Linked DNA regions of Mus musculus: region 1 is linked to region 2. The links are chromatin loops, found by intact Hi-C in ENCODE. Cell type or tissue: left cerebral cortex. All regions are shown on one strand.

Region 1 (2,500 bases), 84 kb after region 2:
GGACATTATAAAGTTTGATTAATTAAACCATACATATTTAAGTTGGCAGCCAATAAACATAAAACTAAGGCAAACATCACCAAATGAATTGTTCCTATGGTCTTCAGGCAAGGTAGGGTATCCCTTCTGACAAATGCATTGTGTACAGATATCTAACCAGTCATATCAGTTGCCCGTTTATTATTCTTGCTTTGGGAATATATAAAACTTTGTTTTTCCTATAACAAATTCTAATCATGGAAAGGTACTATTATTTAATTAAAAAACTTGTTGACATCAGGAAAATGCAGTATATATTACTGTTTCCATGTATTTATTTATGGTCTGTGTGTGTGCATGCACGCGTGCTCATGTGTATATACTGGCATGGGTGCACATGCCACGATAAGAGCATGAGGTCAGAGGACAATTTACAGAAGTTTGTTCTCCTCTTTTATGGTGTTTGATTCTGAGGACCAGACTCTAATTGTCAGGCTTGGTGGTGACAAGTCCCTCTATTCTCTGGTCCATGCATCTGGCTCATGCTAATTTTATATGCAAAGTTACTGTGGGGTGTACATTTTTTTGGTGCCTTGAATTTATCCAGGAATTAGTTTTTAACTGTAGCCTAGAAAGTCACAAATATATTAACGCTTATTTTTAATTCAAGAATGTAAAAGATTACAAGCCTAATTTATTTGGCAATTGTATTTCTTGAGAGTTTTCATCCTCAGATTATTCTAGGTGGAAGCCTTGATTTTGGTGACTCTTTGATCATGAAGAACAAAAGACTGTGAACTCTGGGAAAGACTCAGGATGTCTACCATTCTTTTTATGTTGTGAAGAAAGAGAGTGTCGATTCAAACTTGTCCGAGTTACCTGTGGCACTCATGTCAAGTCTCTCCCTGATATGTCCCTTTCACACATGAGCTTTAGCATTTCTATTTGACACAATGTCATTTTGGGAAAAAAAAAAAGAACAAAAACTGAAAAGGCCATGCACTTTTAGAGTCTGGTGTAAATAAGTACTCACGAATGTGGTTTTCCTCCATGAGAATTCTTTTTAGAATTTTTATAACATTGGCTTCTGAATCTGTGCTCATATAATAAAGGGAACAATGGCAACTGGCTTTTATGTGGACCTATGCTTAGTTACAAAATTCCAGATGGAAGGAGGCAACAGACATTTCCAAGAAAGATGCTATTTGTAGGCCTGAGCTATACACATTTGAAAAAGGAAGCTTTGCTGCTGTCTCTGGGGATCTGGAGCCTAGCATAATAATCTCGGTAGCTTTGCCTTTTGTTCTGTGCTGTTCAAAGTCCATATCTCTTTGGGGCTGTTTTCTAAGAATAAGCCTATATCTTTAATTGTTCTGTAATGCATGCAGAGCTGAATTTTTATTTAGTCCTTTTAATTAAATGCTTATATATAAGCCACTTAGGGCTGAACTTTGGACCATCTGCTAGCTCCCAGTCCAGTTACCAGGTGAAGAAGTTCCAGAATTGTGAGGCTAAGAAACCCCAGAGTTCTTCCTCTCCACACAGATCAAATTAAACTATTAGCTGTACAAAAGACCAGATTGGCTTGTATTTTAAACTAGAACTGGAGGTGGCTTGTAGTTGAGAAACTGCCTGAGGAATTCAAGCTGTTCCCATCACATGAGTTATCTGTCCATATAGGGTGCCAATCATACTGTTATTGCAAAAAGGGATTAGTCATTTTTTTTTTCTTTCGGGCACATTAGCTGCAGCACATCTGGAAACATGCTTCCCCCACCCCTTACGAGGGTAAAACACTATAAAGTAGCAAGAGTTAATTTGAATTTAGGAAGTTATGTAATATGATAATAGTAGAGTAAATGGCAGTCTGCTCAGTATAATCTGAAAAGTCACCGAGGCTTACATCGCAGGGGCTTTGAAAATATAGGAGTCAAAGATGCTTCCTGCCATTTTCTATCTTGACATAGTCCCAGTGATGATCCATGGAAATCTCAAGGAAAAGACCCTTAAGGATGTCCCCAACTGTTCTTTCTATTTCAGTTTCCCCTAAACCCATCCCACTAAGCACCTGCGGTCTGCAGTCTGGATCATCGTCTGCTTTTGCTTTCCTCCTTTAGAAGCGAGGGATTGATTAGTCATGAAGCTTATTTGGCTTCTTTTTCTCAAGGCTGATCGATGAGCCTGAAAAGATGTGCAGATTAAGAAGGAGTCTTTGAATCCTATTATTTCAGAGGACAGATATCAGAAAGCAGGCCAGGAGTTCTGCTGTGACAACGCCACTCTACACTGTAGTGTATGTCTTGTTCCCTAATCTTCATAGATCTATCTCAGGAATTACTTTCTAGTCAGACTTAACCTGTAGTTACATAATTAAAAAGGAGAAGTTATTTTATCCAGAGAATCATCGAATATGTCTTTGATTCCCCCCCTTTTTTTTTCCAAGAGTAAATTTTCAAGAGAATTCAGGAAGCTGAACTGGTTTCAGTTTCATACAGTAATAAGGGGTCTGTGGTATGTTATC
Region 2 (2,500 bases):
CAGTTCTCATCCTCTCTGAAGGAAGATGTGGAAGAGTTGCACTGAAATTCTCAGCTGCTGTGGACTTTTCAAAGGGAAGCATAGATTGACATCTATTTGAATTGGATGCACTTTGTTTATTTTGCCTGCAAGGAGATGGCTTAACTTTCTGAGAGCTCTAGGCTCCTCATGCATTCTCCAATGATCCATGTTTATAATATAATTCTGCCTGCGGTGGGGATGACCGTCAACTCACTGTGTGTTACCAATAACTTGTTGACTTGTCTGGCCAGGCTGTTACACAGTGTCATCATGAGACTTTTTGAATCTACAGTGTAAGGCATATGATACCATTATTTTTCTGGAGTTTCATTGTAGAGAAGGAATTTGTGCATTACATGGTATATTTAAGCTTATAGTTGCATTCAGATCTCAACAGTGCTGTGTGCTCTGCCCATTAGAATACTGTCAAAGACACAATCATTAGTAAACACAAATTTTTGTTCTCTTCTGCTGACTTTCTCTTGCTGCCACTCTAGAAATTTAGGCAATGTGTCTAGGAAACTGTTTAGTTAATCTCTTTATACTATTTACCTCACTTTGCAAAGTAGAAATGCTTTGTGATAAAGACGAGTGTCTATTAATGGAGCAACCCACACATTACCACAAAGACAGCTGACTTTCGGAGTAAAATTTGGACAGAAAGTCAGTCTGCACCTGGCTAGAGTTCCTCTAAGACCCAGATCTGGGCATCATTATTTACTCGAAGCCTCTTGGCTAATTGTAATGATAGTGACGTTTCTACATGTACATGATCACTCTGGGAAAGAGAACTATACACCCCCATAGGACCAAGTTTGCATACTTAATAGCTCTGTAAAACCATAGGGCACACTTCATTTCTCACCTCAATGCTGATGTATGCTGATTCTAAACCATTTGAGTGCTGTCTGTCTGACCTGTATAGCTCCCAAAGGGTTTTGCACTGTATAAACTCAAATATGTCTACTGTGTCTCCTTCAACATTATGTCCTTCCACTTACACCCCCAGTATGTTGTCTTGGTTTTTTATCTTTGGGAACCAGCTCTAAGAATCTCCTTTACTCCCAAGCAGAACAGAGTAAAGAGTGGCCTCTTTTCTTTGGAATTTCATTATATAAGGTGTTTGCTGAAGTGGGTGGGTGTAGGAGCAGCGTTGAAAAAATGAGTTTAAGATGTCAAGAGCTCTAAGTTATACTTCCCTTGGAAGGAGCAGTCCTTGCGTGGCCAGGTGACTCTGTTCTCAAAATGATTTCCATGGAGAGTTCTAGTGGGAGCCTAGGAAACAGCTGTATAAGCATGTGGCCACTGGTATCCCAGGTAATACCTGCACAGGTATGTGGCCAGTGGTATCATGGAGCAAAGCATGGGGATTGCTGCTGTCTGAATCCAGGGTCAGCGCCACTCTGAAGGTCATGAATTAAGCTCTCTCTGAGCTGCCTAATATGAGATGAAGCCAACAAGCATGCTTGCTGTTACTTTCTCAGAAACTGCCTCCTGGATTACCTCTGTTGAAAAGCTTATGTTTTCTGTTATAAGCCAGATTTTGTCTTTGTCCCAGATTATAGGAATCAGCATATCTGAGTGGAGTCAAGAAATCTCTACTTCAAATAGGTTATTTATATACAATCAATTGGGAGTCATTAACCCGTGGGTCTAATTAAAGAAGAGTTAAGTTCTATTTTTATTCTGACTTCCACTGTATATAATAAAATAGATACAAAAAAGAAGGATTTTTAGCCATAACAATATACAGAATATTTCTTGGGGGTGAGTTCCTTCAAATGCCTTTATTCATAACCCTACCTCCATGCTGACATCTGAGTTTGGCCATACTTTTCTGTGTTTATAGCAACTTTATATAAACAGATACTTTCTTGTTGATAATGACCTTAGCTTCTGAGAAGAGTCTGACCAAAGCTCCAAAGTGATGTGCTGTATCTGCCTTCCACTGTCTCAACAAAGAACAAAGGAGGAATTAATTTGGCTGTTCCTTGAAGCCACTCCAATCCCTGAAAGAGTTCAGCACTGGGGTCACTTAGGATTTGGAGAGTGTAGCATAATAAAAAGCATCCACAGATTTCTTGGGAGTTGGTTTAGTCCCTTTTAGTTGCTTTTTAAAATCTGGGCAGGTCGTGTCCTATCCTTGAATAGATACCGCACAGGCCATCATGTGTGGGTTCCCCAGCTGGCAGGTTTTGGCTGGTGCTTTCCCAGAGCATACTCTCTGAAAGCTCATGTGGGGAGTCTTCCCACCAGGGTGCTAAGCATAGGTGTGAGACTAAGATGCTGCCTCCAGATCAACTCAGTCTCCGCAGGAGCACCGCAGGAGGATGCCAAGAAAGGCATTATGAAGCAGATGAGCTGCCCACCCAAGGCCTGGCTGAATTCCCGAATCACAAAGCCAAAGGAGGTGACAAATTGTTGTTTAAAACCCTTTGGGCTATGAAACTTGTGTAGAAATAACTAAACATTAAAGACA

The links. Peaks named below come from ENCODE experiments on the same cell type or tissue, not always from the same donor. Only the 100,000 strongest peaks of a DNase experiment are listed, where the experiment ranks them.
Region 1: a loop joins it to region 2, with 7 times the contacts of the local background. A loop is called at or near these places in 3 of 42 quality-filtered maps.

The regions. Positions count from the first base shown.
Region 1 is chr5:9,577,577-9,580,076 of GRCm38, forward strand. All of the region lies in intron 2 of Grm3 (glutamate receptor, metabotropic 3), which reads right to left. Among named protein-coding and RNA genes, the nearest start is that of Grm3, 150 kb to the right of the region's middle. In left cerebral cortex, no CTCF peak of the experiment used is centred here; DNase peaks (open chromatin) are centred at 1,224, 1,619 and 2,067; H3K27ac peaks cover 2,144 bases.
Region 2 is chr5:9,493,384-9,495,883 of GRCm38, forward strand. All of the region lies in intron 5 of Grm3 (glutamate receptor, metabotropic 3), which reads right to left. Among named protein-coding and RNA genes, the nearest start is that of Mir879, 120 kb to the left of the region's middle. In left cerebral cortex, no CTCF peak of the experiment used is centred here; DNase peaks (open chromatin) are centred at 1,135 and 2,302; H3K27ac peaks cover 1,171 bases.